Linked DNA regions of Mus musculus: all the other regions are linked to region 1. A link is a loop called in an ENCODE intact Hi-C map of the cell type or tissue named here. Cell type or tissue: heart. All regions are shown on one strand. Links, peaks and the distances in the headings refer to the core of each region. The heading gives the core; the rest is flanking DNA.

Evidence for each region. Hi-C counts contacts between places; a loop is a spot of excess contacts. Peaks named below come from ENCODE experiments on the same cell type or tissue, not always from the same donor. Only the 100,000 strongest peaks of a DNase experiment are listed, where the experiment ranks them.
Region 2: it touches region 1 in a loop (7-fold over the local background); 11 of 42 quality-filtered maps call a loop at or near these places.
Region 3: it touches region 1 in a loop (6-fold over the local background); 14 of 42 quality-filtered maps call a loop at or near these places.

What each region holds. Positions count from the first base shown.
Region 1 is chr2:65,391,217-65,401,275 of GRCm38, forward strand. No RefSeq gene overlaps it. Among named protein-coding and RNA genes, the nearest start is that of Gm34688, 12 kb to the left of the region's middle. In heart, for the core only: a CTCF peak has its summit at 5,081 (motif pointing right); no DNase peak of the experiment used is centred there.
Region 2 is chr2:65,663,189-65,673,247 of GRCm38, forward strand. Scn2a (sodium channel, voltage-gated, type II, alpha) reads left to right here. Exons shown (of 27, transcript NM_001346679.2): 2 at 7,257-7,574; 3 at 8,414-8,532. The coding sequence starts at 7,308. Among named protein-coding and RNA genes, the nearest start is that of Scn2a, 47 kb to the left of the region's middle. RefSeq lists an enhancer at 1-1,717. In heart, for the core only: a CTCF peak has its summit at 5,420 (motif pointing left); a DNase peak (open chromatin) is centred at 5,363; H3K4me3 peaks cover 960 bases; H3K27ac peaks cover 412 bases; H3K27me3 peaks cover 260 bases.
Region 3 is chr2:65,563,611-65,573,669 of GRCm38, forward strand. Scn3a (sodium channel, voltage-gated, type III, alpha) reads right to left here and starts at 3,882. Exons shown (of 27, transcript NM_001355167.1): 1 at 3,656-3,882. It overlaps Gm34833 (a long non-coding RNA gene), which reads left to right. Exons shown (of 6, transcript XR_003953838.1): 3 at 7,315-7,490. In heart, for the core only: a CTCF peak has its summit at 3,983 (motif pointing left); no DNase peak of the experiment used is centred there; H3K27me3 peaks cover 523 bases.

The DNA of each region.
Region 1 (10,059 bases), core at 873-8,872:
AAAAAAAAAAAAAAAAAAAAAAAGCTGCCTTTATTTCCCTAAGACCATACTGTGCTATTGTTGTTTATTTTAACTCGTCATAAAACTCTTGTATGTATATGTTACATGTAAATGCTGTGTCTGATATGGAGGGCAGAAAAAAAATAAAAGAGACTAAATCATATCTTGCTTATCATGGCTGTCCTGGAGGTTTGAATGAGACATGTCTCCACTAGGCCCACCTATTTGAATATCTGGCACTCAGTTGCTGGTGCGTTTGGGGAGGTTGCAGAACTTTCAGGAAGTGGAGCCTTGCTGAAGGAAGTACTTCTCTGGGGGAGGGTTTGCCTCGGCCCACTTCCTCTTCGCCCCACCCCTTTGCCTCCTGTTTGTGGTTGAGGATGTGCGCTGTCAGCTTCCAATTTTATTGGTGACGTTTTGGTATCTTAGTATTTTCTTTAAAAATGTCACTAAAAAATTGGAACTGGAAGGGCCGAGAATCACAAGGCTAAAGGAGATGATTAAAAGGGGTCAGAACCCATCCTTTAAGAAGCAAGAACCCGGCAGTGGTGGCACATCCTTTATCCCAGCACTTGGGAGGCAGAGGCAGGAGGATTTTTGAGTTCGAGGCCAGTCTGGTCTACAGAGTGAGTTCCAGGACTGCCAGGGCTACACAGAGAAACCCTGTCTCGAAAAAACAAACAAACAAACAAAACCCCCCAAAAACAAAAACCAAAAACAAACAACTCGGGGGATTCCCTATCTGGAAGGCAGCAACCAATAAATACTTGCGGCTACATTGAAATTTGCTAATATTGATAATGAAGGCCCCTCCCCTTTTCGTATTTCAGTTCTTTCAAAACCTTATTAGGTTTTTTTTTTCTCAAAAAGTCACTTTAGCAATGTGATAAAACTGAAAAATATATTTTTTCTTGAAAATATTACCTTAAATATTTCTTGAAATATTACCCCGAATAATTTCTTGAAAATATTAAATATCAATTCTGTTTTACTCCACCTTTTGAGTGTTTTTTTTTTCCTTTTGAGTTTTAAAACTTCAAAATTAGACATGGTGGGGTGTGCCTATAAGGCTAGTTGAGAATCAGGAGTTCAAATCAAGGTTTCCATTGGTTACACAATGAGAGACCCTCTCAACACAAACAACATTTCAAAATTACAGAAAGGGAGTAAGAATAGTGTGATAGCCACACCTTCCTGCTTAGTGCCAGCACTCGTTTATATTTCCCTATAGTTCTCTCTCATTCTCTTTATACATATGTAATGGTTTGAATATGCTTGACTCAAGGAGTATCACTATTGGGATGTGTGGCCTTGTTGGAGTAGGTGTGTCACTGTTGGCGTGCCCTTTAAGACCCTTGTCCTAGCTTCCTGGAGGGCAGTCTACTCCTAGTTGCCTTTGGAACAAGAAGTAGAACTCTCAGCTCCTCCAGCCCCATGTCTGCCTAGACACTGCCATGCTCCCATCTTGATGATAATGGACTGAATCTCTGAAACTATAAGTCAGCCCCAATTAAATGTTGCCTTTTATAAGAGTTGCCTTGGTCATAGTATCTCTTCACAGCATTAAAACCCTAACTGAACTGACATACATGCATGTACACAATTGTCTAGACATAAAGTTTACAAGTTAGCATATCTGTGATGGTATGTATGTGGCCACATGTGCACTAATATATCTTTGTGACTAAAGTGCTTGTGAGAAAGTTTAGACATCATCACACTTTACTTGAAGATGAAATAAATTCTTTGATCATTATTTTATTAACGGCATGGACACTCTCTCTGTGTCAGCAAAACTATAACATTCAAAATTTAATCATGATAAAAGTATACTTATTGTCTGGCCATTGTCCTAACCATTCCTGTTCTCAGTGGCGGTCCTCCTCACATCTTTAATCCAATCAAACATGAAGCCTTGAATTCTGTTTGTGGAGATTACCCCTCCTTGGGGAGCACGGGTCTGTTCCACTCTATCAGGGAATGATGTCATCTCTCAGAGCCTGTTGTGCAGGCTGGACTCACAGACTGCAGGATGGATGGCACTGGTTGGAGCTGTTGTTTCCCCAGCAACAGCTAATGGGACCACTTGAGGTCACCATCGCGGCCCTGGGGACTGAGGCAGTGCTCTGTGGTCTGCCCCAAATGAGCCATAGCCTGGCTGATTCTCCAGGGAATACTTGGAAGATGAAGCTCTGTGCATTTTTTCATCTCAGGGATCACTTTTAGGAAAGCCAGTCTCAGCAGCTAGCCTGGGTTCTTCAGTGCCTTCTTGACTGTTCCTTTTTAAATGACTTGTTCTCAGTTATATTTTTTTCTGTTTTCATGTTTAAGTTTACAGAGGACATTTAGCAAGAAGTCTATAGAGTTGATGATGTCTTTCTTTTATTGACATTTTATTTCGAGACAGTCTTATTTTGTAAGTCAGACAGGCTGGCCTAGAACTCGTAATTCTCCTGTCTTGGCCTCTTGAATTCTGGGATTAGAACTATGCCCTAGAACTGTGAGGTATCTAACAGAGGAGACTACTTGGACATGGGTTTGACCTAGTAGAAAGTCTTTATTAGCCTGCTGGTGTTCAGAATCCTAATACAGACCTAAGCCTTTTTCAGGGTGAGTTTTAAGCACAAAAATGTACATCCTGGGTCTGTACAACCCAGTTAGCAAGAACAGTTTGCCAGAAGCAGAATTACAGAAACCAATGAACATGTTTAGTACATACGGGGACTTTTCCAGTTTTTCCAGAACTGTGTGCTTTGAGGGATTAGGCCTTTGGTCTCATCGTGGCAGGTGAGGAGCCTCTGTGCTGGGCTCCAAGGCCTGAATGGGACTTCCATCTTGGTGTCAGTTGTGCTAAGGTCTGGAGTTAGAGCGATGGGCTTACTTTCCTCCTCTTTTCCTTCATCTTGAAGTCCTTTGGGAGAAGTTTGTTAGATGCTTAAGACATAAAAATGATCTTCCAAAAGATATTGGTGATGTTTGATCTCATTTAATTTACATAGTATATGAAAGGTTTGATTTAGGGCAGAATTATTTAGGACACAGTCCCTGTAGTTTGCACTCTACAGAATAAAAAGAGTTTTGTAGCACGCACGCACGAGCGTGTGCACACACACACACACACATTCTGTGCTTGAGCATATGAGCTCTGGACTTCCTGTCTCTGACTGAGACCCTTTGTGGTCTGGCCACTCTGCCCACCACTTTTGGCCACCTTTCGTGCACCACAATGAACTCTCATCCCTCTGGAACCGTAATCCCTAATAAAAATCTTTCTGCTGTAAATTGTCTTAGCCATGCTGTCTTCTCAAAGCAACAGAAAAGTAACTAAAGGAAAGGGGGGAGTAGCTGTGGAGAGGAAGGCAACCATCAGGAGAGCGAGAGTGAAAAGAGACACTAACGGGGCACCATTATAGTAATAACGCATTGTATGGAGTTATTAAAAGTAAGTCATTTTTTTACTTCAAATATTAACATAGTGAGGTTGGTAAGATGGCACAGTGAATAAAGACACTTGCTGTCCAGTGGTCTGAGCCTGACCACCTGAGTTCTAATTCTTAGGCAAACATGAAGTATAGCATATAGATTTTACTGCCCTATTTTAAGCTCCAGGCAGACCATGCTACTAGCCATGCCCAGGTCCCATCAGATTCATAGATAAAAGACACATGTACACATTAGCTTAATTTTGATGTGCTTTAACTCAATGGCTGGACTCTTCTAAGTCTTCTCCAGCTATTGTGCCCTTTATTTTCACTCCCAATTCAGCGCCCTAAATCTGCCCTCAACTTTAGTTGCTCAGTTACCTTTATTCCTAGCTCAGAACTCTAAATCTGCCCTCAGCTCAGTTGGTCTCTAAGCTCCTGGCTGCTACCCCAGGCCCAGTCAGGGAAGCAGCTGACGGCCACCCCACCCTGGATCTCACATGGCTGTTGGCTCTTTCTCTCTCCACAGCATGGCGAAATCTCTTCCTACTCCCTGACGTCTGCTAGCCTGCCTGCAGGAAACCTGGAAGTCCTGTGGATTTTTCCCAGCTTATTGGCAGTTAGTGTCTTTATTGATCTAACAAAAAACATTTGGGAACAGGACCTTCAGGGTCCACATGCAGATTCACGATCAGAGCATGAGAACCACGGAGTTGTGAGGAAGGTGAACAAGGCGTACTCAATGAGACTGTGCTTCTGGGATATATATTACCTTTTCCGTACCATATGGACTATATGTCCTTTATAGTTTGTATAGCTATGGGAAAACCATTTGACCCCATGTCCTATGTTCTGCCAGTATGTGTGATTCTTGACTGTCTAACTCCTTCTTCCTCTAGCTGTGTTGTATTCCTTTCAGTAGCAGAGACTTTTCAATCCCTTCATTTGGACCTCCTGTCAGTCTCCTTTAAGGGAAGTTCCTTGTACTTAGCAGTACCTGGAGCTTATCTTTTGATATAATCAAATTGTAGGGTGTTTACACTTATCATGCTAAGCAACATGGATAACTCCTAGGGAGTGCACACCTGAGATGTTCCAGGGCCCCAGGAACTTCTTCTGCCCTTGTCTCGAGGACCCAGAGGCTCCAAAGCCCCCAGGCTAAAGGGAAAACTACAGAAAGTTACCTGAATCTGTCCCCTCTGTGGGTATATCAGTCTATGGCACCTTCAGCACAGAACATGTATGAATGCCTGGATGTGGCCCTAAATTCAGTGTCTGGGATTTCTGGGTGACTATCTTCTGCTCCCCTAATTTTGTGGTATGCACCCCTGGTTGTCTTTACTGTGTGTCTCTCACCATATGTTTCTGTCAGTTCCACTGGTTGGAGGAAAAACAGCTCTAAAATGAAAGGAGAGGTGAACAGTTTCGAGGCCTCAGCTAGCCTAGGACAACCTGAGGTAGCAGGACGTCACAGAGAAACCCTGTCTCAAAAAACAACAAACAGGCAAGCAAACAAACAGAAACATCTCCGTGTAGTGTGATTTAGAACTTAAAGAAATCCTTGCCTGTTTCATGTAACCGTGGACACATGCCTTAGGACTCTCTCTGCCTTTGGGTAACAGAATCTTAGGGTGGTGTTTGTATCAGTTTTGTCCATCAGCCACTAGATGGAAGCATTTTGCTTCTTTTGAGATTTAAAGCTCCTCTTGGAAAATGCTGACCCATACCTGCCTGGTTCCTTTGTGGAGTTGAAAGTCTTTAGGACACCTCATTGCATGATCTGCCATTCTTTGATCTTCGAGAGAGGAAGGCATTGTTCTGTGTGATTACCTTTCCATGTTCTGGGTAGAAAATTAGATAGCTTGTGGCTAGAAAGTTGTCAGAACAGTGAAACTCTAAATAAAATGTAGACTGCTGGAGCCACTGGTGAAGCTCTCTGCCTTAGTATATTCTACGCAGACTGTAATCTCACCTTTCAGACTAGAGGCACTTGTCTCCGTTACTTTTCTATTACTGTGAAAAGACATCATGACCAAAGCAAGTCCCACAAAGGAACACATTTAGAGGCTTGCTTATGGATTTAGATGGTTAGTCCATGATCAGCACTGTGGGAAACAGACAAGCCTGGCACTGGAGCAGAAGCTGAGAGCATAATATCTTGATCTGCAGGCAGAAGACAGACAGACAGACAGACAGAAACACAGAAACACAGAGAGAGAGAGGGAGAGAGAAGAGAGAGAGAGAGGGAGACACACACATACACACACACAGAGAGACAGAGAGACAGAGACAGAGAGAGAGAGAAAGACAGAGAGGGAGAGAGACAGTGAGAGATAGAGAGAGACAGAAAGAGAGGGAAGGCAGAGGTAGAAGGAGAGAGCTTGAGCCAGGACCTGCCAGGTCCTGCCAGGTGGTCTTTTGAAACCTAAAGCCCACCTCCAGTGACACACCTCATCCAATACAGCCACACTTCCTAACACCCTCCTGTCCAAGCAATCTGCCTGCAGACTCCACTGCACCCGCTGCTTCTATCTGCCCTTCCTGTCCATCTCTTTTCTGTTGGCTTTTCTTACTGTTTGTTTGTATAACTTTAATTTTAATGTGGTTTTGTGTGCTTGCTATGTGTATATCTCCTCAATTTACTCATAAAGGCAACGAGGATGGAGACTACATTTTATATTTCTCTTTTGTCTTTTGTCTCCTACGGTAGTCGAGAGAGGGAACAAAAAAAAAAGTTCAACAAAAACTTCCAGAATCCAGTGCAATATGAAACAATACTGCAGAGACAGGCCAGTTGCAAAGTTAATTGGTGAATTTCCTGACGGCCTCTGGGAACGCCCATAATTTCGCAGGCAGACATCCTATTTCCCTCTCTAGGGTCCACTGCCACTCTGTTCCTAGTCCAGTTTTCCTGCTTCCTATCTTGGTTCATCAGGGCTTATTGGGGAATTAATGGAAACTACTGTCCTGATGGGGCCGCATGTGTCCCTATACATGTCTAAAGCAGTGTTCCCATAATCTATAGAACGCGCGCTGCTTATCCCGTATCCTGCTTCACAGCATCCTCTCAGCAATTCATAAGGCGTGTGCGTACTTGCTGAATTCCTGCTTTCCTCCTAGGCCTTGACCTTGAAAGCAAAGCCCAGACTGTTTTGGTTTGCTATCCTTTCTCTATTTAGATAACATCTTGCTATGCAGCCCACCCTGACCTAGAACTCACAGTCCTCAGTTCCAGCATTACAGGTGTTTACCACCTTGTCTGGCTTGAATATCTACTTTGTTCACTGTATTAAGTAACCTGCTTCTTTTTTTTTAAGAAGTAAGACAATTGTTGAATAATTAAATGTTCTTTGTCAAAAATGTCATTCATTTTTTAATTTATTTTTAATTTTTTATTAGGTATTTTCCTCATTTACATTTCCAATGCTATCCCAAAAGTCCCCCATACCCACACAACCCCACTCCCCTACCCACCCACTCCCACTTTTTGGCCCTGGCGTTCCCCTGTACTGGGGTATATAAAGTTTGCAAGTCCAATGGGCCTCTCTTTCCAGTGATGGCCGATTGGGCCATCTTTTGATACATATGCAGCTAGAGACAAGAGCTCCCGGGTACTGGTTAGTTCATAATGTTGTTCCACCTATAGGGTTGCAGATCCCTTTAGCTCCTTGGGTACTTTCTCTAGCTCCTCCATTGGGGGCCCTGTGATCCATCCAATAGCTGACTGTGAGCATCCACTTCTGTGTTTGCTAGGCCCTGCTTCTAACTGAGCTATGCTCCTAGAACACAAACGTAAGTCTAAACTTAGGGTACCGGGCCTTAGTCATCTTAGTCAATCTGAATGCTTCTTCTTTGCCTTATGTTAAGTTGAAAACTAATAATCCCCCAACAATTCCAACCCTACAGTCCAGAAGCTGAGCCCATCCAAATTTTGTCTCTTTGCTTTGGCCACTTATAGTTTCCAGGATCTGCGGAGACTTTTATATTACACGGTTATGATCTGAGAGCAAGATCTCTTCTGGGGATGTTTATTGAACTGCAATTTTAAAACTTTGTGAAGGATTTCTAAATGTTCCATAAAAAGACTAGTTTTAATGATTACTGTTTAAAATGAGTACATTCTGTGTCATATGAAACAAAGATTTTTTTCTTTAGCAAGCAAACACATCGCCATAGCTCACGAAGCACCATATAGTCTGAAAAACTGGTATAAAGTAGCTACTCTATGTAGTCAGAGAAGTAGCTTGGAATCAACGTGTCCCAAAGGAATGAGCACAATAAAGATGCAGGAGCAATGGATGAGGAGTGAGCTCAGCAGAGAGAAAAAGGACACATTTTCTCTCCACTTCAGTTGCAACCATGATAAAGTCACGTGTGCAGGTCGATTTGCAGAGACAGGAAAAGGCCCTGTGTGCACTTCAGGCCTTTGTTGATTTTTCAGAACCGAAAATATTGGAATTCAACCTTTTTTTTTTTTTTTAAAGGTTTATTTATTATATGTAAGTACACTGTAGCTGTCTTCAGACACTCCAGAAGAGGGCGTCAGATCTCGTTACGGATGGTTGTGAGCCACCATGTGGTTGCTGGGATTTGAACTCCGGACCTTCGGAAGAGCAGTCGGGTGCTCTTACCCACTGAGCCATCTCACCAGCCCCGGAATTCAACCTTTTAAATATAAAAAGGCATACAGAGGCATATTGCTGTAGATCATGTAGATTATTTACATAGAATAAGGTAAAAGTATACAGTGAACAATGCTTGCCTATCAGGAACAAGGTCCTGGTCTCAATTGTTAGCACAAAAAGGATGGGGAATTATTGAAATCATAATTTAAAACCTATGAAGTTCTATCATTTTGTTTTTGAAGAGGCATTAAATATTTTCAGTGATCTCAAACCTAATTACGTTTACTATTCTGTTTCTAATCAGATATTTAAATGTTCAGCATGGCTGTAACTCACTTACTGTGTTATTGAGAGAGAACAGACTAGTTATTGACATTAAGTGAACTTTCTTAGTATTAACCTTAAGTCATGTTGGCATATTTGTGCTACACATAGGGGCTCTCTTTTTATCCCATGTATAGTGCCTATATCTAATATGTTATTTCTGTTTTCATGTCCAAATCGTTAACAGAGGTGACAGTGCTCTATATCAGTGACTGGCAGCTTTCTCTGGAGTTGGAATTTTAAGGTGTTTTTACATGTATATAATTCTGTCTGTATATCATGCATTTATAAAATTCTGTATATTCAGTAAGAAGATTATTTAAACATGCTCTTATTGTACACCGATGAGCTCAGATTTTCTTGAAGGCTTTCTGTTTCGATTAGGTCTCAGAGATGCATTCATTTAAAATAACAAAAACATAGCTACACATAGCGAAAGGTTGAGACTTGCTAAGATGAAAGCCAGATCCAGTTGCTTAAAAAAGAAAATCATGTAGGACGAGTGTATAATTTCCCTACTATCTTTGGGCTTGGAGAAATGCCCAGGTTAGTGACAAAGGAAACTTTGGGAAGAGACTCTAAATCTACCACACTGTAAGAGAGGAAAATGGAAAATCAGATGGATAGCTTCATTTAAAAGCACAGCCAGGAAGAATCTTGGAGCGTTCAACACATAATAGTAGGATTTCGATGGACTTTCTTTTTGTCTAATTGAAATATTACTATGATTTACCAGTTGAAATTATTGTGCCATAAGCAACCAATGCAGCTGCGAAGCATTAGCTACAGTCCATCACCACGAGCTGCTCTGTGGCCGACTTTTCTCATCCTGCATTCATCCAGTCTTAAGACCCATCGCCCTCTTTGGCAAATTGCATTTGCCCATTTTAAACGGTTTGATTTTATTTTACTTTTTTGCATTTTTTCTTCTTACTGATTTCTTGTGAGTTTCCCATCATGCACTCCAGTCCTGCTCAGCTCCCCGTCCCCCCATGTCTGCCCTTTGCCCTTGCAGTCTCACCCCCCAAAATGGCAAAAACAATAGACAAGATCAAACCACAGAGAACATCTCATAGTGGAAGCTGTAGTATCCCATAGTATATCCCTCACACTCCTGGCTCACCCATGTTCCCATCACTAGGGCCAGTTCTACTGTACTGTCCCGGTGACATGCAGGGCCTGCTTTCTTGAGTGCTGCAGCTAGAGAGCTGCAGGGCTCTCCTATGCTCATGACCCTGTGGGCAGCTTTCCCTGCTGCCAGAGGAGGCGACCATTAACTCTGCACCCATGCCACCCCAAGTCAGGGTCAGATTTCCAACACTCATGCCTTTGGGCCAGCTTAGGGACACCCCAGCCACCAGAACCAGTTCCACTGTGCTGCCTGGGTGAGAGATGGGGCCAGCTCTCCAGAGCACAGCAGCCAGTGAGGGGCAGGGCCCGTTTTACATAGCCCTAGACATCCCCGTGCTTCCTGGAGGCTGCCTCGACCAGGGATGTCTACTGAGCCATGGATATTGACTCCGGCCCTTGCCACTGTGTAGCCAAGAACCCAGACCTTGCCCTCAGTAGCAGCTCGGGTTGGGACCTTACCACGGCCCCAGGTGGTGGGGCTGGGCACTCACAGCAGGCTACTTCTCTCGACCCTCCAGACTTCAGTACCATCTATCTTCATAATGCTCAAGCTGGCC
Region 2 (10,059 bases), core at 1,021-9,020, 270 kb after region 1:
AGATTAGAAAGGGGTAGTGCTGGAAGACCGACCATCACAAGGTTCTATATGTACTTTGGTTTTTCCTTGGAGAATGGAATTTCATTTCAGAAGTTTTAGCAAACTAGTGGTTCAGTTTGTCTTGCATTTTAAATTAAGTTGGCTCCTTCATTAATGATGCAAAAAATAAACCAGGGAGAGCAGTTGGTTGGAAAAGATCTATTAGGGCTGGATTGGCAGGGAATCTTACAGACCTCCATGTTATAATCTACACTCCTGCCTCTGAAATTCCCAACTGTTCAGCCTCCCTGCTCCCACTTCACCCCAGTGATCACTGTCACTCTCCAGGGAGTATGCTAAGTTGCTGATAGGAAGACATTCATGTTCTACTGTTGCTAGCTTTGTTGGAACTTGGGAGGCACAGAGGCAGGCCAAGGTGCAATCAAGAACACACCCCATCCTGCCAAGACAAGCAAGAGCCATGGCTTTTCATCACAACCAACCCAGGTGTCCTCTAATGTAGAGGCTGCAATTCACTGGAGCGGGGAAGTCTACCACAACACTAGTCAGAGGATGGGACTCATGGGCAGAGTATATTGAATTCTTTGAGAGGCACAGGAGACACAAGTCCACTTTGAATCAAAGGAGCCTCTGTTGTTCAATGCTTGCCCTGTGTCTTCCTGCTTTAGTTAACATAGCATGATCAGAAGAGAGGTCACATATGTCTTTGTGTGTGTGTGTGTGTGTGTGTGTGTGCAATATAGTGTATGTATATGTGTGTGTACATACAGAGGCTTAAATCACCTCTGTGTGCACTTATGAAAGTCAGGGATTAACTTTGGTCATCTTCCTCTATTGGTTTCTGCCTTATATTGGAAGGCAGGGTCTGTCTCTGAACCTGGACCTTGGAATTTTTGCTGGATTGCCTCACTATAGTAAACACACCTATCTTAGCTGCCCAGTGCTGGATTTACAGAGGGCACCACAATGCTGCACTTTTACATGGAATCTTGGACTTTTACTTACTTATGTATACTTACTTACTTATTCTTACTCACTTGATATATCTTTCCAGCCTAGAATATCTCCCTTTATAATTTACTTTTTCAGAAAAAATCCTTGTAAAGTGTATTTTTTTTCTTTTCTTCAAATTGACTTACATTTCTCTGAGTTCATCATGGTAAGCATTTCCGTTAAATAAAAACAAGCTATATTCAAAGATATAATAATCATAAAAAAGAATGCTTAGCTTTAATTTAAACATTCTCAAGACTTATAGTATGAACACAAAGAACTGAAAAGAAATTTGTTTCATGTTATAATACATCTAGTATTAAAAAGAAAAAAATGACATTTTTCACCTGGTACAAACTGCACTTTGGTTTTTCATATTGTATTGTACTCTTTTCCTAAGCCCCAACAGAAAACATGAAAGTCTGGCTGTCCAGAAGTTTCTCTCCCTTGGGGAAATTGTTAGTTATAGAAAGGGGCTGAATTCAGGATGAATAAAGAGAGGAAACAAAATCACAGCAGGTGACCACTAACAAGCCCAGGAGGACAGGCTCACCGCTCAGGACAAAAGTCCTTGAGAAATCTGTTGGAAATAAAAAAAGAAAAACTTCAAATAAGATTTAACAAATGTTATCTAAGTTTCTGCACACATTATAAGTCACTGTTTTAAAACAGTGCTAGAAACTGCATTTCTCAGATTTTCTGAATCTTCTTCACTCTGGGGAGCCAAAGTTTCTAGGACTTTAAGTTATTCCAAGCTATTAATTATCAATTACTACATGACTACATTCTTATCTACAGAAAATAATAACAGTCATTTTCTTACTGTGTTTATCTTTACAGTACTTATTATATTATATAAATGCCAATTCTTATGCAGAGAAATTAGTTACGCAATAGTTATTACGTAGCCTTGTTTTTTATGATTGTCCCTTTATGTAAGTATAAATGTACCACTTATATTTATATCATCCTGTTTAGTAGCATTGATTAATTTACATTTTTACTTCATCAATGTTCCCGTGTGTGTGTGTGTATGTGTGTGTATGTGTTTCTATGCGTGTTCAAATGCACTTGTGGGCAGCCTTATGTGCACATGTATTTGGAGAGCAGAGAACAGCCTTGGCTGTTGAGCCTGAATGCCATTCCCCTTGTTTTCTTTTTGAGACTTGGTCTCTCACTGACCTAGAGCTTGCCTAATTAGCCCAGCAGGCTACCCAGGAAGCCCCTGGGAAGTGCCCGCTTCTTACTCCCTTCCCTGCAGAGGAATTACAAGGAGGTACAGCTATGTCTGCTCCATCTCACCAGCCCTTCACCATCCATTTTTTTTTCTTTTTATAATTCGAAAACCCCAAAGAAAGAAATCATTGAAAAAGAGGTAGCAGTAGAACAATGATACCAGAATTTAGAAATACAATTTCTAAGTTTTTTTCTTCTTTCTCTAATTTCTTTATCTATTGTCCCTCCAGTATTTTATGAGGGTTTCAAAAAATAATGCCTTACCTTAAAAGTTATTATAAAATCTTCTTCATGAAGAGTGATACAAATGAATATAGTTTAAAATCCAAAGGCAACTGTGTATATATTCTGATACTGATATTGTTACTTGCCACATTTTCAGACAGTGAAACTTGACAACTAATATATTGCTAAAGTACGTATTTATATTAATATATCCCTTATTGTACTAATCAAAATTCTTTTGTAAAGATTTGTTTCGTGTGTGTGTGTGTGTGTGTGTGTGTGAAATGCCAGAAGAGAGCATCGGACACCCTAGACATAGGGTTACGAGAGCTGTGAGGCACCAAGGTTCCTCTGGGAACCAAACTCAGGTCCTTTGGAAGAACAGCCAGTGCTCCTAACTGAAGAGCTGTCTCTCCAGATCACTTCCACCCTGCCATCCTGGTTTTCATCACTTCTATTTCACCAATATGATCTTATAGTTCACCTGTCTCAAGGGAGGATTTTGTGTTGACAAGCATGTGGCTTAGGCAAAGCCAATTAATTGGAAAGATCACTTTGCAGAGTGGTCACTCAGGACCTATGTAGAGTTGGGACCGGTGAGAGATGACAGACAGTATTTTTGTGTTTTGTTGTGAGTGAGTGAGTGAATGAGTGAGTGGGTGATTAAGTGTGTGTGTGTGTGTGTGTGTGTGTGTGTGTGTGTGTGTGTGTGAGAGAGAGAGAGAGAGAGAGAGAGAGAGAGAGAGACAGAGAGAGACAGAGAGAGACAGAGAGAGACAGAGAGAGAGACAGAGAGATACAGAGAGAAAGACAGAGAGACAGAGAGACAGAGAGACAGAGAATGTTGCTGTTGTTTCCTATTACACTTGAGTTTGGGAGGTTGGCAGGCTGGACTTTGTATAGGACCTATCACAATACGTGCCTCTAAAAGGTATCTCTCACTATGGAAGTCAGAGCTAAAGGATACAGTGTAACTGATGACATCAGTTGAGGTCCTGACTCATCCTATAAAGGTAGCTTTAGACAATAAACTACAAGCCAACACATTCTTTTCTTTCCTTTTTTAATTTTCTTTTTTGCTACAGCCAGTTTGAGTCACTTTCTCAGTAAGTAAAATACTATTTATGGCTAGGTTTCCCTTCTTCATTTCAAAATGTATAAGCTCTACTCAAACAAGACCAGGAATACACAGATATGTAACTTTGGGAGATTAACCTGTGTTAGCTACTTCTCTATGAGGTTACAAAATGCCTGCTGTAAGAAGGAGAACAATCCATCATGGTAGGAAGACTTGATGGCAGGAGCTGGAGCTGACAGGACCATGAGGCCACTGGAGACATAGGCAGAAAGCAGAAAAATCTGGCACTCAGTTGGCTTTCTTGGTTTCCTCCATTTAATTCAACGCAGGGCTCTCCTGCCTAAGACAGGACCTCCCTTATCCAGTCTGAATCCTCCTAGGTTTAAGCCTCCCTGAAAACACCCAACAAAAACATGCCAAAGGAAGGTGTGTCTCCTGGTGACTCCAAATCCAGTCAGGTTGACAAGGAGGACAGACTTGCAGCCCTGCCTAATTTGTAACTCATGTGTACTCTAGGTTTAGGTTACATGAGTATTCCTTTTCAGGACTATATAAAGGATACAGATTTTTGTTGTTGTTGTCAGACTGGGTTTGAATTGTGTTTACATAACTTCTGGGAGACTTTTTCTAATCTCTCTGTGACTTTTCTCTTTTCAAATGTAAGTCAGGGAAGTGTTTTGGGGAGAAAGTCACAGGACAGTTCAGACAGGCATCTTAGCCTAGTGGCTGGCACATAGTAGGTCTTCCACTCTTATTATGTTATTAGTTGAAAGTGTGCTGGCTATGGTCCCCGTTTCCTGTCAGAACTACTTTATTCCCCCTGATAGCTTTTCTTTTCTATATGCATTTTTCTCCCCTTTGGGGCATACCTAGTTGAATAGGGCGGTGGTTCTCAACCTGTGGGTCGTGACCCTCGTGGGGATCATGTACCAGATATTCTTCATGTCACCACACCATGAGGAACTTCATGAAAGAGTCACAGAGTAAGAAAGGTTGAGAATCACCTGTATACGGTGTGTATTCCAGCGTGTGTGTGTGTGTGTGTGTGTGTGTGTGTGTGTGTGTGTGTAAAATTGTATATGAATGCCTGTATGTAGAGGCCAGCGACTGGTGCCGGGTATCCCCTCGACTGCTCTCTGCTGTAATTGTTAATCAGGGTCTCTCAGTTGAAGCTGGAGGTAACTCCTTTGACTAAACTTGGCTTACCCGATTCACTGTCTCTGCTTTTGTAGCCCTGGCATTGCAGGTGGACTGGACTGTCTGCCTGCTCTTTTTATGTGGAGGGTGTGCATTCAAACTGAAGTCCTCATTTATGTGAGGCAAGTGCTTTATCCAGGGTTATCTCTCCTGGTTTCCTTTCTATGACCTAGTCGGGGGCGGGGGGGAGCTTTATACATTATCAAATTAAACTTTTATTTATTTATTTATTTTACTGGAGAAAATTAACTTAGTGCATAGTGAAAAGGTTGCCTCTTCGTTAAGTCAACAATAATTTATTGGACCCCAGATATTCTGGAAAGGAGAGTAATGCTAAACTTGACTGTGCAGAGTACGTCCATTATTGTGATTTCATTAACAGAATCAGTAACGCACTGTAGGGATTTAAATCTTTGAACCCTTAGCTATTTGCTTCTTTTTACGTTTGAATTATTTATTTTGATGAAGTGTCTTTTTGGATTAGAAAATAAAACGCTGAACGAAAGCGTTGCCAGTCAGCAGAATGCTTCGCTGCCATCTTCAGCTCGGTGCTCGGGTCCCTGGCGGCTTACAGACCCTCCTCCGGGCTCCACCCAGGAATGCTCAGGGCTGCCGCCGGCTGCGTACTCAGTGTTTTTCTAGGAAGGTGTTTTTCTTCACAGTTCCCAGCCCTCTAGTGGCAGTTATAAAAATGTCACTTTGTAGTCCCCGCAGCACAGGAAATGCCTGTTCTTACTTCAGTTACCAGAATCCTCTTACAGGAAGTTAGGTGTGGTCTTTAAAGGAGAATTTGAAAAAAAAAAAAATTTTTTTTTTTTTAAAGCCTGATGGAATTTTAGCTGCAGTCTTCTTGCTTCCAGCCTATCAACCCAAAACTCTGTAACAGCTTCTTCAGGGGTAATGTGTTCCTGTTCTTAACTATGCTTGCTCTCTGTGAGGCGTCTCCACCTTTGCAGTAGAATCCTTGGGGGAATCTATAGGGGGACCACTTTCATTTTGAAGCTGCTGGCTGCATGTTTAGCATGTCTGTTCCCCTAGAACACCAGGCATGGGGATGGCAGTTTTCTCCCTTGAACGTGCAAGGATTTTCTTGATGCCTGTGCCTACCGCTAGGCATGAGGGCCTCTGGGGATGAGAGAGGAAAATGAGGGATGCTTTGGAGATCCTGTGATGCTGACAGGGCAATCTGACAGCTGGTGCCTGAAAGGTGCTGGTCAACTTTAAAAATAAAAATTAATGAAAACTATGCAGCAGCAGCTTATGTTGTTCAGATGTGCTTGTGTTTTCCCAGGTGTGGACTACAGAAATGAATTAGTCACTTGTTTTACTCTTAGAAGAGGTATCTCATATATTACAGTGGCAACTCATTTCTGTAGTGTAGAGGTTAAAATGGATTTTTTTTTAAGAAAAAAAAAGAAGAAATAGATTAAGTGATTTTAAATGGCATTCTGGGATGATTACAGCACAGAAACTCCTGTAACTGGCCGAGGTCACATTTGCAGTCACAACTGTTATCTACTTTAATACAGTGTGATTTGAACACCAGTTAAAGCCCATTTATATACCATCACAAAGACCCATATTACAGGGACTATGCTTAAAAGAGAAACTGTTAGACTTTTTTCAAGTCCCCATTCTGAAATGGATATTTACACCACTCTGCTAGATTTTATCAAATGAGACTCTGACTTGGAAATATGGTATCTCTCGGTGATGTTTCCTCTGGTACTGCAAATTTGTTAATTTAAGAAGCAATTACACTCGTTGGCAGCAGGTTGCTAAGCCAGGATGCCCAAGCTCCAGACCTCTGATGTGAGTGACTTCCTGCCTGTGCTGGCAGGTGCCTGGTCCCTTCCTGTGCAGTTTGCCAGCAGTTCCAAACGCAGCCCTCAGCCGGGCGACTCCTGCATCGCCTCACCCCGCCTTGCTCGCTACCTGTTTCCACAGATGACATGGTTTTGAATAAACTCTTAAAGGTGCTAAATTGGGCCAAAGGAAAAGTAAAAAGAAAGAAAATGGAGAGAGAGAGAGAGAGAGAGAGAGAGAGAGAGAGAGAGAGAGAGAGAGAGAGAGGCAGAAGCAAGATTACTGCCCTGCTTCTACAATTTTGTGTGATTTTTTTTCCTTCTTTTATTTTGAATGCTATATGTTCAGACAGAATGCAGGGCGAATAAAAATGGCTTCCCAAAATATTCACACAAACGAAACAGCAAGCATACAGAAAGATACACAGTATCTTCCATTTGCAAGCTCCGAACAGGGTGTTTTCCCCCAAAGTAGCATGATCACTTCAAACATTTCAGGAGTGGGAGAATAGATTACCTCATACACACCTACTGGATGTGAGAGAAAGATCTTCATGCAGGCAAATGAATGCATGCATGAGGGCTCACAGCGCTGGAAGCAGCTGCCTTTGGGAAGTGCTCTAGCTGTTTTGCTTTGCATACTTGATGCTCAGTGTCCTGTGATTGCCACCCCTCACGTGTTATCTTAATGGTCATTGCTTTTTCCCCTCCTGTTTCTGTAGCACTTTCTTATGCGAGGAGCTAAACAGTGATTAAAGAAGCAGGATGAAAAGATGGCACAATCAGTGCTGGTACCGCCAGGACCTGACAGCTTCCGCTTCTTTACCAGGGAATCCCTTGCTGCTATTGAACAACGCATTGCAGAAGAGAAAGCTAAGAGACCCAAACAGGAACGCAAGGACGAAGACGACGAAAATGGCCCAAAGCCAAATAGTGACTTGGAAGCAGGAAAATCCCTTCCTTTTATTTATGGAGACATTCCTCCAGAGATGGTGTCAGAGCCCCTGGAGGACCTGGACCCCTACTATATCAATAAGAAAGTGAGTTTTTAGACCAGTTGCTTTTATTTCCTCGATTTCTTTAAGATGGTGAAGAGGGTGCCTCTTTTCATCTCTTAAGATATCTGTAGAATATTGGGTAGGTCTGATAAGGGAATGGAGCCATTATTCCAGAAGTGTTTTGAAAGCATTTGGTTGAGCCTGTGTTCTTGGGACAGTCATATTTTGAAGAGGCATCCTGCAAGGGGGCATGTGAAGAAGACAAAGCCAATTTATTTTCCTGAGTACTCATTATACCATAAATTGAATGCAGATTCACCCTGGTGCTACTGACATTGTGATAAAGGGAAAAGTAGAGAAAGGATCTGTGTGTGTGTTTTATACTTCTAAGAGCAGTGTCTCAGATCCCCTATTGCTTTGAATTTGATCTTAGGCTTTGGGGTCCTCCACAGGCTTAATTATGCCTTTACACCACAGACTGTTATTTCCCCATGGCTCCCTGCAGAAGAAATAACAGCAGAACACGTGTAAGGGGAAAAAAGTTCTAACAGTTTTCATGAGAAAATTACCTAAATGAAGAAGTTGCTGAAACCTCACTTTTAAGCTGTGTAAAAATTACAGACATGGCGGAAAACATGAGTAAAAGACTCGGCAAAGTTACCAAGAAGTCTGTGGTCCTAATCACAAAATTGTCTTTGTATTCCTTACCTCCTGAAGGTCCTTATCAAATTTTGAATGGTTTGCAAGAAAAAAGACCCGTGTCCTGTCCTTTGTTTGTAACAGTTGCAACACTTGATATTTTAGAGGGGTCTTTTACTCTCTTCAAACGTCCTTGATGTGGTCTGTAAATTCTGTTTCACCTGTTGTGTTCTCTTTTTCAGACCTTTATAGTATTGAATAAAGGGAAAGCAATCTCTCGGTTCAGTGCCACCTCCGCCCTGTACATTTTAACTCCCTTCAACCCCATTAGAAAATTAGCTATTAAGATTTTGGTACATTCATATCCTTTTGACTAATAGTCATTTAAAATGATTTTTTTCCTTTGACTTAATTATAAAGTAGAACATTTACAAACTGCGTGGCTGTCAATGTCCCTTGGTGTCTCTTTGCTCTTCCTCAGCAGTGAGCCTCTGGCAAGGTGGGACAGACGGTAAGTAAAGCCCTTTCACCTCCTGAGGGCTTTTATTCTCTCTGACTCATTGCTTCTTTCTTTCCTCTCCTGCTCCTTTCTCAATCACTCACTCCCTTCAACACTTCATTCACTTTAGTGAGATGGCCAAGATAGTTGTTCATGCCTTTGAGCTTTATGGTGTTCTACTGGAAGTTTCTGAACATTGATTTTTCTCAGTGATTCATCAATTAAAATACACAGAGGCAAAGAATCTGTACTGTGGGGTTTGTTGTTGTTGTTTTGGTCCTTTGGTCAGAATTGTACTAATTTCTTTTGTTACGTGAGTGCTTGTAAACTTTGTGTTCATGAATATATACAGTGTATTCATACATGCACTGGAGTTTCCAAATGTTTTCCAGGTTCTTTCCCCATTGGCACTTGTGTTGACTTTCTCCCCGACTCTCTTTTGATTACTTATTCCTTGGTTTTATTCACAGGCGTCAGTCTGCCTGTCTATATAGACTCAACTGCAGCCTTTATTCTCCTTCCTGAAGGACAGGATTCCTGGAAGCAGGGCAGGGGAGAACTTGACAGCTAACAGTGACTTGATTTAGTCCTTGAAGTTAAACACAGAAGCTGAAATAAGAGGTTTTATGCTAGGCAGAAGCAGTAGTCTTGCTGAGAGTCAGTCCTGGGAAATCCAAAGAAGTAAAGACCAGAGCTGTGCAGGGGAGAGGAACAAACAGGAATGCATAGAAACCTTGAGTTTCTATGAAGAGTTGTGTATTTCAGGAACCCAACTCAAAGCAGAAGAAACTGAAATACAGCTAAGGCTCTATTAGGACAAACTCTTTGTTTGTTTGTTTGTTTGTTTGTTTTGGGGCTTTTGTTTGTTTGTTTGTTTTGGATTATTTTTGGACTGGGTCTCTCTATGTAGTCCTGGTTATCCTGAAAGTCATTATGTGTAACAGGCTGGCCTTGAAATTACAGAGATTCACCTGCCTCTGCCTCCTGAGTGCTGGGATTAAAGGCGTGTGCCATCATGCTTAGCCCAAGAAAAACTCTTAGATGTTTTACTACCTTTATTTATTTATTCCTTTGGGGTGTGTGTGTGTGTGTGTGTGTGTGTGTGTGTGTGTGTGTACTTGTGTGTACATGCACATGCTACTGTATACATGTAGAAGTCAGAGGACAAACTTATAGGAGTCAGTTCTCCCTACCATGTAGGTCCTGAAAGTTGAGCTCTGTCAGCAGGTGAGTGTGTGTGTGTGTGTGTGTGTGTGTGTGTGTGTGTGGTGGTGGTGATGGTGATGGTGGTGGTCTGTGTGAGGTGCCGGGGTGCATATGTAGAGGTCCAAGGACAGCTTTGTGACATCGGCTCTCGTCTTCTACTTTTTGGGAGTTCCAGGGATCTAA
Region 3 (10,059 bases), core at 846-8,845, 170 kb after region 1:
ATATTTCAAGAGCAGGTGAGCAACTGATCCTCCTTCTCTGTAAGATGAATAAAGCATCCAGTTAGAGAAGTACAGAAATGAATAATAGATTTTCCAAGACAAGCGAGACATTGCCACAAAGTAAGTCCACCAAGTTTCTGTACAGGAAGGATAACAAGAAATAGGGATGTGTGTAGCCCCTGAAGGCAAGAAATGTCACCATCTCATTCTATGCTCATTTTTTGTTGGAAAAAAAAAAAGACATTACTTACTTGCACTTACAGATGGTTTCTGATAAACTTCACCCTGCAATTAACGACTCACAGGAACTTGGAGGAAGCTGGAGCCAAGAGAAATGACTGGCAACAGATTCCAGGCTCAGAGCCTGTCCTGCTGAGACATGTTACCCTGCAGTTGCTCAGCCTTTCCTGCTCTCGGCCGTCCTCTCTATGCTATCCTGAGTCCATTAAGTCATCCTGGTGGCCATGAAGATGGAGCTGACAGCCCTGTTACTGGAGTCAGTTTAAAGAGGCCCAGGGTGGTTGAAGGAAGGGATTAGGAGGCCTGGGGTGCTGAAAGGTCACCCAGGCTCTAGCTCACAGAGATCCTGGTAGCACACAGCTGTCAGAAGCACCAAGCTGCACTTAGAGAGTCTTTAGGGAGAAGTGGGGCCTTCGTAGCATGTCAACAATTTCATCAGGCACATTTTGCCTTCCCACATATAACTGTGACCTTAACAGGATTTAGGCCCAGAGAGTTTGGGTCTCAGTCAGAGCTAAGACATTTCTTAGGCTTAGGTGCCGTGATCTGATTATCATAGTATTATAGAAGTTACTTTAAAAAAAAAAATTGTGATCCCTCACAAAACATAGATTTGCCTCTGTGAATCCTCCCAGAGGCCTTTTGTCTGAAATGCAAGTCCTCTTAAGGTAAGATGAAGTGATGATAATGCTCTTGGTTTATCATCACTTGATTTTGCTAAAAGGAAAAAAAAAATGAAACATACAAACAAGCACAGTGCAGTCTGAAATAACACCAATGGACAGGGAGAAACATCTAGAAGTTCCACGAACTCACCAGAAAGGGCCTGCATCCACTAACTGACATTGTCATGGGTAACACATTGGTCTTGCTGATGTTCAGCCAAAGCCCTCTTCCAAGATAACACTTAACCAAGATAACATTTAACCACAGTTCAAATCCCCTCTTGGTTTCCTCCCTCTCCACCTTCCCCGTTGTGGCAGAAGGTATTCATCACTGGCACTAATAACAGCAATGCTACCTGTTCCTTTCTTGGGTGCTGGGGTGGCAAATAAGAGAGGAAGGCGACAGTCACTAAGCCCTGAACAGAAACTATTTTATTTCCACAGTTTTCCAAGTAGGCACATCATTGCTCTATGGACAGTGTGCTAGAGGCTACAGAACTTGAGTTATTTGTTAGAAAACAGTGAAGCTGCTAAGCTCGTCCCCAGTTTTCCATCCACTGCTTGCTGTTTCTAGCAAAGAAGGAACTGGCCAAAGACCGCCAAAATGTCTCCACTTCTCTACCCTCATGCCCAGTGAAACACTCATTGTCAAACTGGAGTTAGGAGATCCAGGGATGCCCCTCATAGAGCTGAACTCAGAAATCAACAGCAATAAGTGGAAGGAATTAGAATCTGGCTTTGACTTGACTTCTCAACTACTTCTGTGGTAGCTGCTGTCCTTTTGGAGCCTACAAAGCTCACAAGTGGCAGAACCTGAACCATGTCCCCATTTCCAGCTCAGAGTTAAGCTCTACCTTAAAAAAAAAAATAAAAGTAATGTGTGCCTTACAAATGAATCTCTGCATTTTTTATAAAGAGTGAAATACTCTCATTAGCTTTAGATGGCTTGTAATAGGAACATTTCATTTCTGATGAGTTCAAAGGGCATGTTTTGCAAGGTGGAGTTGTGTGTGCACATCAGCTTTTCCCACTACGACCATATGTGTAGAAGAATAAGCAAGACAAGCAACCAGGAGAAGTGAGCATCCAAGCCAGATGAGCAGCTAAGGAGGCACGGCAACTTTAAAAACACAATCAAACAGGTAGCATCCAGGGTCCAAATATAAATATCCATTCATAAATGCAAACTAGTCCAATCAACCAGCTCTGGCATTTACAAAGCACGAAGTTACTCACTTTCAATCACCTGCAGGCGTGGCGGGTACTGTACAATACATCTGAGCCAATTAGCATTTATTTCTGAAAACCCTTTCCAAGAAAACATTTTTCTTTACATCCTATAGTCAGTCGGAGCTCTGAAATATGTGAGACAAGGGCTTTCTGCTGAGGCAGACACTATTTTGAAATGTTTTAAGGGGGAGTGTATTGCCTCCCGATGTCATTTACTGAGTGAGATTGCTTGGTTTGTTCGCCAACATGATGAGAAAATATACTTCAGGTACCCCAAGGTATTTTTTTGTTTGTTTGTTTGTTTTAAGGCCCTTTGTTTAGTACCGACCAAAGCCTGGGTTGATATCACGGGTCTGTATTTCTTGCAGGACACACTGCTCAGAATAGATTAGATGTAATATTTCCATGCAGATTCTCCTCACAAACACTAATGGCTTCATCTTTGTCCTCACAAGAGACATTACACTACCTATTGCACACACACACACACACACACACACACACACACACACACACACACACACACTCACACACACTCACACACACACACACACTCACACATGAGAGAGAGAGAGAGAGAGAGAGAGAGAGAGAGAGAGAGAGAGAGAGAGAGCTTTGTAATCTTAAAAACTTGTCTTTCCACTACTGCCTGTAGGTCTTCTGCTAATGTAGCAGTGTGATCACTGAATGGAACATTATGAGTGTGGTGTAAAACATTTCAGTGACAGGCACAGACTCTACACAATGTAAATTATTCTCATTTGGTCTCAAGTGAGTTTTCCTGGTGATTGGTAGTAATAGTACTGATAATAAAAACCAACCATGAAATGTTCCAGGAAGGAAAGAAACCTACCCAGCTCTCAAGCTTCTGGCTGTTAAAAGGTAACAAAACAGGAGGGTATGGGACATACAGGAATTCATGGATCATTTCACTTTTACCAAATCAAATGTATTTTAATGTTACTCTGGGTGGTCTCTTTCCCTCTATGCTGATAAATTTCTAAGAAAAATAAGAATGTCTAAATAGCCAAACACCCTTATATATTGATATCACTGTCTGTATATGGCTTCTCCAGAGCTTCTAAGTAAATAAAATTAAATTGAATTTAAAAAAAAAATAAAGCACAGAAAAGGTAGCTCCAATCTCACTGAGCATTTAATGATTTAAAGATGCCGAATAGGCGGTGTCGTCCTGAAATCTAGTGGGTTGACATTAAGTCTAACAAAACAGATGTTCTCTCTATACAATGAACCCCAAACATCTGTTTCTTTCACAGACACACACTCCTTAATTCCTAGTCTGTATTGTAAGTCACCATTTCCAGACAGAGGCTGTTTCCTTTGAAAGATAAAGGAATAATAGTAAGCAGTTTACAAATCAAATGATACCTTTAGTTCTTATAATTTACATCTAAACATTAGGCTTTTAAAAATGGCAGCACGGGGAGGATTTTAAAATGAGAAGATGATCTGGTGGCTAGATTCTACGGTGCAAATAATTAAATGTTTTGTCAGCTTACCTGATGGAGAGCCTTAGGAATCACAGCTCAACAAAGGACAGCATCCAAGATGGTTAGAATGGAACGTGCCACCCCCAGTAGTTCTTCAGATTTGGGCCACAGGGATTTGCAAATTACATTCAATTTTTTTTTCTTGCTTTCTCTGTGGATATGAAAACAAAGAGACCTTTCCAGAATCCTTTCTGCTTATGCCTCCGCTTCCTGTTCTGAGATTCACTCTATGATACCCAACATATATCAGAAAACGGCCCTGGAAGGAAAAAAAAAAAAAAAAAAGAAAGAAAAAGAAAAAGCTGGCAGCATTCAACGTGTTACTGCCATCTACTGGCAGACACACGCCATTGCGCAAACGACAAAACACTCCTATTATTCTCCATCTCTTCGGAAGGCAGGAGGCAAACCTGTATGGAAACATTATGAATCATGTAAGGGCCCCACGGTGACAGCAGAGAGATGATGGAGGCGGGGGGGGGGGGTGGTGGGGGGTAACCTAGCTACCACACGAGTGTGCACAGTTAACCTTTCACGCCTCTTTATGTATTTACTTTTTAATTTTCTAGTTGTTTGATTAGGAATCACAGGTTTTCATAAAATCTTCTCTAAGTCTGCTCTTCCAAGATGAGGTCCCCCTCCACACAAGGTGAAAAATCTGGTTTCTTAGAAAATAGTACAACATATATGCAGATGTAAACTTTTCATATTTTTTATTTCTTTCTTTTGTTTTGGTTTTGAAGACAACCTCTGATCTGAATACCTTATTTATTTATTTATTTATTTATTTATTTATTTATTTATTTATTATTTTTTAGGTGTGTGTGGCATATATATGTGCTCCTTTAGGGGGTGTGTATGTGCTCATGAAGGGGCAGCGTAGGTGGGGGTTGACCTCAGGGGTCTTCCGTGATCTACCTCTAGCTCAGCCTTTGAGACATTAGGGCAGCAAATGCTTGCGACATTGAAACAGAATCACGTAGTCAAAGGGAAAATGACTTTTGTGAGTTGAGGGGGCTCTTAACAGCAGTTTTTGGTTTTACTTTTCACATTTAGAGAAAAATTATCTCATTAAACATGGAATTAGACTGAAGCAGCAAACTCCCCGCCTCTGTCCCCACTGCTGGGGTAGAATCAGCACCGTAGCAGGCCTGGTCTTGGACGGTGAGGATTTTTTAAAAAAATTCTTATTGATTCTTTGTGAATTTCACATCATTAGCCCCAATCCTACTCATCTCCCCATCCCTTTGTATCAGCCTTCTGCCCCTGCAACATCTCCCAAAAGAAAGAAAGAGAGAGAGAGAGACAGAGAGAGAGAGAGAGAGAGACAGAGAGACAGAGAGACAGAGAGAGAAAGAAAGAAAGAAAGAAAGAAAGAAAAAGAAAGAAAGAAAGAAAGAAAGAAAGAAAGAAAGAAAGAAAGAAAGAAAGAAAGAAAGAAGATCTCTCACCTTGGAAGCTGAGGTGTGTCATTGCAGTGAGTCATTGGTCTGGTTCGAGGCCTCTGGCTTCTGCTACTCCATCAATCCTGGATCCTCACCGGGACTCCGCTCAGATATCCTGTCGTTGCCCTATAAGGTGGCGATCCTGCAGCTTGGATCTGCAGGACCACCCAGTCCTGCTTCAGCTGTTCATAGGTAGGGTAGATGCTCGAGTGGGTCAATTCAAAGCACGGGATCTGGGCCTGGGTGGTAGCTGAGGTGGTCAGCCCACCGGCTCTCCAGGGCCCATACCGTCAAGGCTCGCTGCTCTGGAACCCTTGGGACCAGCTCTCCTATGTTGCCTAGGCTAGGGCTGGAGATTTTAAAGGAGGTCCTAGTGCCTGAAGAGCAGATCATTTCCCAACCAACTACTTCAGATAGCCTTGGCTTACCTTCTTCAAGGTGGATTTCAGCTGTTCCTGCTGTCATACATACACCCCCCCCCCCCAAAAAAAATCTTGTGGTCAAAAGAAGCTTGTTTCTTTGACAGTACATATTGATGCAACACACATACATTTACATGTTGACAATCTATCAGCCTTGAAGACAAGGCTAGACCATAATTGTCTATCAGGAAGAAGTTTACTCATAACGAACACTGGAAATTCGGACATCATTGTTTTAGACGTGTGTTCAAGAAATACTTACTTTATTTTTAAATTATAGTCCCCATTTTGCCTGATGGTAGAAACGAGATGCACTCAAGCCTATCAACATTTGTCTCTGGGGATGATTTCCTTAAGTCCTTTAGTCTGGGATTCACAAGACCAGGGCTCTCCTCTGAGGCAGATACTATTATGAGATGTTTTCAGAGGGAGTTTAGATCCAGATGAACTGGGTCACCCAAGGCTTTTCTGTACAATTTCAAGTTTATGTTAAACCAGTGTATGGTTTCCTGAGGTACCTTCCTGTATCATAGAGGGGTAAGCTCCAGGAAACATGCATATGGAGAAAGCAGAATATGGTCCTGAGCTATTCTGTAAGTAGATGTCCAGACCTGTCTAGAATCCTCCCCCGACTCACAGATGTCACCTGTCCACACTGACCCATGGGCCCGATCACCTGTGTCATGCTTATTAAGACAGCTGCCCACGTTTATGGCCATTGTTTACCCAGTGTGTTTTCAGCTCTGCCGACCAAGTCACAAACCCTCATGACTTGTTCCTGCCCTTGGGAAAGAAGGTAAAACGTGAGTGAACTCTTTCTAGCACTTGTCTGGGCTGACAGAAGATGTTCTCTACCCCAAGTACCCATCTGTTCCCCACCATTTTCAGCACACCTGAGGTCAAGCACTGTGGTTATTAGCCCAGCGAGGCACAATATCTGGCATCTTAGAATGCTCTAACTTCTTCTCTTCCTCATGTTCAGATAATCCTACTTGGATCTCTCATGCCACAATAACCTGGATCCATAGGTTTTCCTCTCAAATCATTCTGTCTTACATCTAAGTGATCGGCTACCTCGTCCACTATAACAATTCGCCGTACTTGGTGGCTCAGACCTACCTGTGGATAATTGGTGACAATTGGTGTTTGTTAAAAACCTGTCAATCATAACAGGTTTATGACTACACACCATGACAAAATACAAATCCAAGCCCAGTATATAACCGACTCCAGGAGTTTCTGGTAGTGCTCCCCGACCTGGCATCCTGAAACTTCACCACCGTCTTCTGTGTGCACAGCATGTACACTGCCCATGCCATCATGCCGCAGTGGTAAAGAATACTGCCTGAGTCACCTCAGCCCTGGTATGAGGCTAATCTCTGCTATGAACTGCAGTGATTTGACTGTATATACAGAGTGTTCTGCTCTTATAAAAGCATAAGAAACCTAATTATTGAGAACAAAAACTTCAATATTTCCCTACTGCCATTCTTCAGCAGGTACCAATTTAGTAACCCGTGGATTGTGTTGTGTTCAAACGTTTAATATTTAAAGTTGCTACATGCATTGCTGATTTGAGGGTCATAAACATCATTAGGTGGATAGTATCTGGAATCAGGACAGAATTGTCAACGATTTCTGAAATGTTCATAGAAGCCCGCCTGCCATTTTGATTACAAAGGTATATAGCCCCCCCCCCATCGACACCTATAAAGTCAAATCATAGACCAACTCAATAAAACTTTGAAGATTCTCAGTACCCTAATGTTATAACTCTTCAGCTAAACTCTCACCCTTTTAGTTTATTCCAGATCCAGAAAAGAACACAACCAAGGTTAACCATCACACTTGGTAAATGCGTCCTGGGCAAATCAGAGGGGTTCTGAGCAGAGGAAATCCACAGCCTCCAGCTAACTCCTTGGGATTCATCTCCCCGTCCTTAGGTTTCTGCATCCTCGAGCTCTGCAAGAACAATGTGTAAGAGCTTTACTTTTGGTTGATGCTGATTTCTAAGTGCTTCTTAGCCATATGATATTTTGTTTTAGTGCCCATAGACTCTGAAAGGACTACAGGATTTTTTTTTTTTAACAGTGTGAAATTAGCTCTAGCTGAACGCAAATGTCCCTTAAGAGCAAGTGGTGCTACTGGCCAGTATGTGGTAGGACTATGTGTACAGACAAGAACGCTCATGACTGCATGGCTACAAACTAAACACATGGGAAGCCACCTAAGCATTCACCAACAGGAAGAATGGTGAAAGAATGGCCGGGTGTCCTTGACCTGTCATAGCAACACAGACGAAGGACAGGAATTCAGGTGCCAAGATGGTGCCAAGATGTTTTTCAGAAATACACAGCTGAGGAGGAAGAAGGTTGGCACATATAAACAAAACACGGGGATTTCGTTATTAAATTTAGAAGAGGGCTAAATGGATTACAACGGCAGAAGTAAAGAACAGCGTTTTGTCTCATGCTGAGACACCAAGCATGGTCGAGAAAGGTCATGATGAGGACTGTTTCTGGTCACCCACACACTGATGGTTTGATTGTTGTCACCTCTAGAGAGGAGAGATGAATGAGACTGTGTACGTGTCTCTTTTACTTGAAGTCCCACATTTATAGGTCTATTCATGTAAGGTTTTCTAGAGCTGCATGTTGCTCTGTTATCCAGATAGACTGGAACTCATTATGCTTTTGCTTTAGCCTACACAGCTCACTCATATTGATGTCATTTCAGGGATAAATGTGAAATGCCAAGTACATTAACGGTGCATCTTCATATCCACTATACTTCTTTATCCCTCCGCCACTCCCTCTTTCTGTTGCATACTTGATGATGCCTTTGGCCATTGTGAATGTGCCCTGGAACTCTTCTTCATTCAGTTCCTCTGTCTTGTTACCTTGAAGATAAAGTTGCTTCCCACATATTTTCATTTGTGGGAAATAAGCCCAGGCAAACTTAAGTCTTGGTGCTCATGGTTTTGCAGCTCTGGAGTCAACTTTATGTTGTAGGATTCTAGCATACATATGGAGAGCTCAGGTAGCCCGTTGCCTAATGTCTAACGTGTAATGATTGAGAGGAGCAAGCGATCCTCTTCTGGAAAGACAGCAAAACACTTTCTTGGTTATAACACCTGCATTCTGTGAAGTGTCTTTAAAAATTAGGGAGTATAGATGAGTTTCACAACTTTCAGTTAGAAAAACCAAATATTACATGGTGGTAGAATTGGTTTAAAACCCTTGGTATTTGTTCGTGCAAAATCTGCTTGCTAGAGGGACTGAGGAGAGGGCTCATACAGTGAAGCGCCTGCAAGCAAGCATGGGGTCTTGAGTTCATATCTTTAGAACCCACATAAGAAGCCAGGCATGAGATGTCTAACCCAACTCTGTGGGTGTGAACACATGGGTATGCCTGAAGCTCATTAGCTGCCAGCCAGCCTAGTTGTACTGATGAGTTTTGGATTCAGGAAGAGATTCTGTCTCAAAGGCTGAAAATATAGAACAAGCAGGGGAAAACACCCAACACTGACCTCTGACCTCTGCATATATGTGCACACATATGCGTGTGTACTTGTGTACACACATGCACTCATCAATGCTAAGTATGTATACAACACCCACACAGTGCCCCGCAAAAAAAAAAAAAAAGTAAATAAAATATACCTACTCCATGAGATGGTTATCATGAACTCAAAGAGTCCAGACATAATTACTAATCAGGTATAATATATTAATTAGGTATATTTTAGTTCAGCAAGATTAATATATTTTTGCCAGGCAGTGGTGGTGCATGCCTTTATTCCCAGCACTTGGGAGGCAGAGGCAGGCAGATTTCTGAGTTCGAGGCCAGCCTGGTCTACAGAGTGAGTTCCAGGACAGCCGGGGCTACACAGAGAAACCCTGTCTCGAAAAACAAACAAACAAACAAAATTAATATATTTTTAACTTTTATGATAAAATGGGAACACAGTAGAACATATTCAATTTCCGTGTGGTCTCTAGTGTAGCTTGCCTTCTGTACTATGGCTATACAGCTACCTGATCGCAATGTTATCTTGAATGACTTTGCCTGTGCGGCTCTATTCCTTCCCTTCTGAAATTACTTTCCTTTACTGCCGTTATTATCACAATTTCCAGCTAACACCTGGGCAACTGCTAATTACTCCAGAATACTCAGCTAGGGTAATGAACTTGATATCCTGTTGCTCTTCCCATAAATGACTTAGATAGCCTTCTCTTTATACCCTCGAGACCACTTTCTTTCCACCTGTCATCGTCAACACTTCACAAGACTATGGGTTCCTTGAGAACAAACACTGCAGCCGATTTCCTCTTTAAATTGCTTCATACAGTTTCCTAGAACATGACAAGTACTGTGCTGGGATAGCACCATGAGGCCACCTACATGGCTTTGTATTTCATGCCTCTCCCATTTCGGGACACAGTAACAAGGCTTTGCAGCCCAAGGATGAGCTAGAACGAGGATATTCTTGTTTTTCTTGAGTTAGACAAGATTGCACTGCTACCAGTCATGCATGGCAACCTGT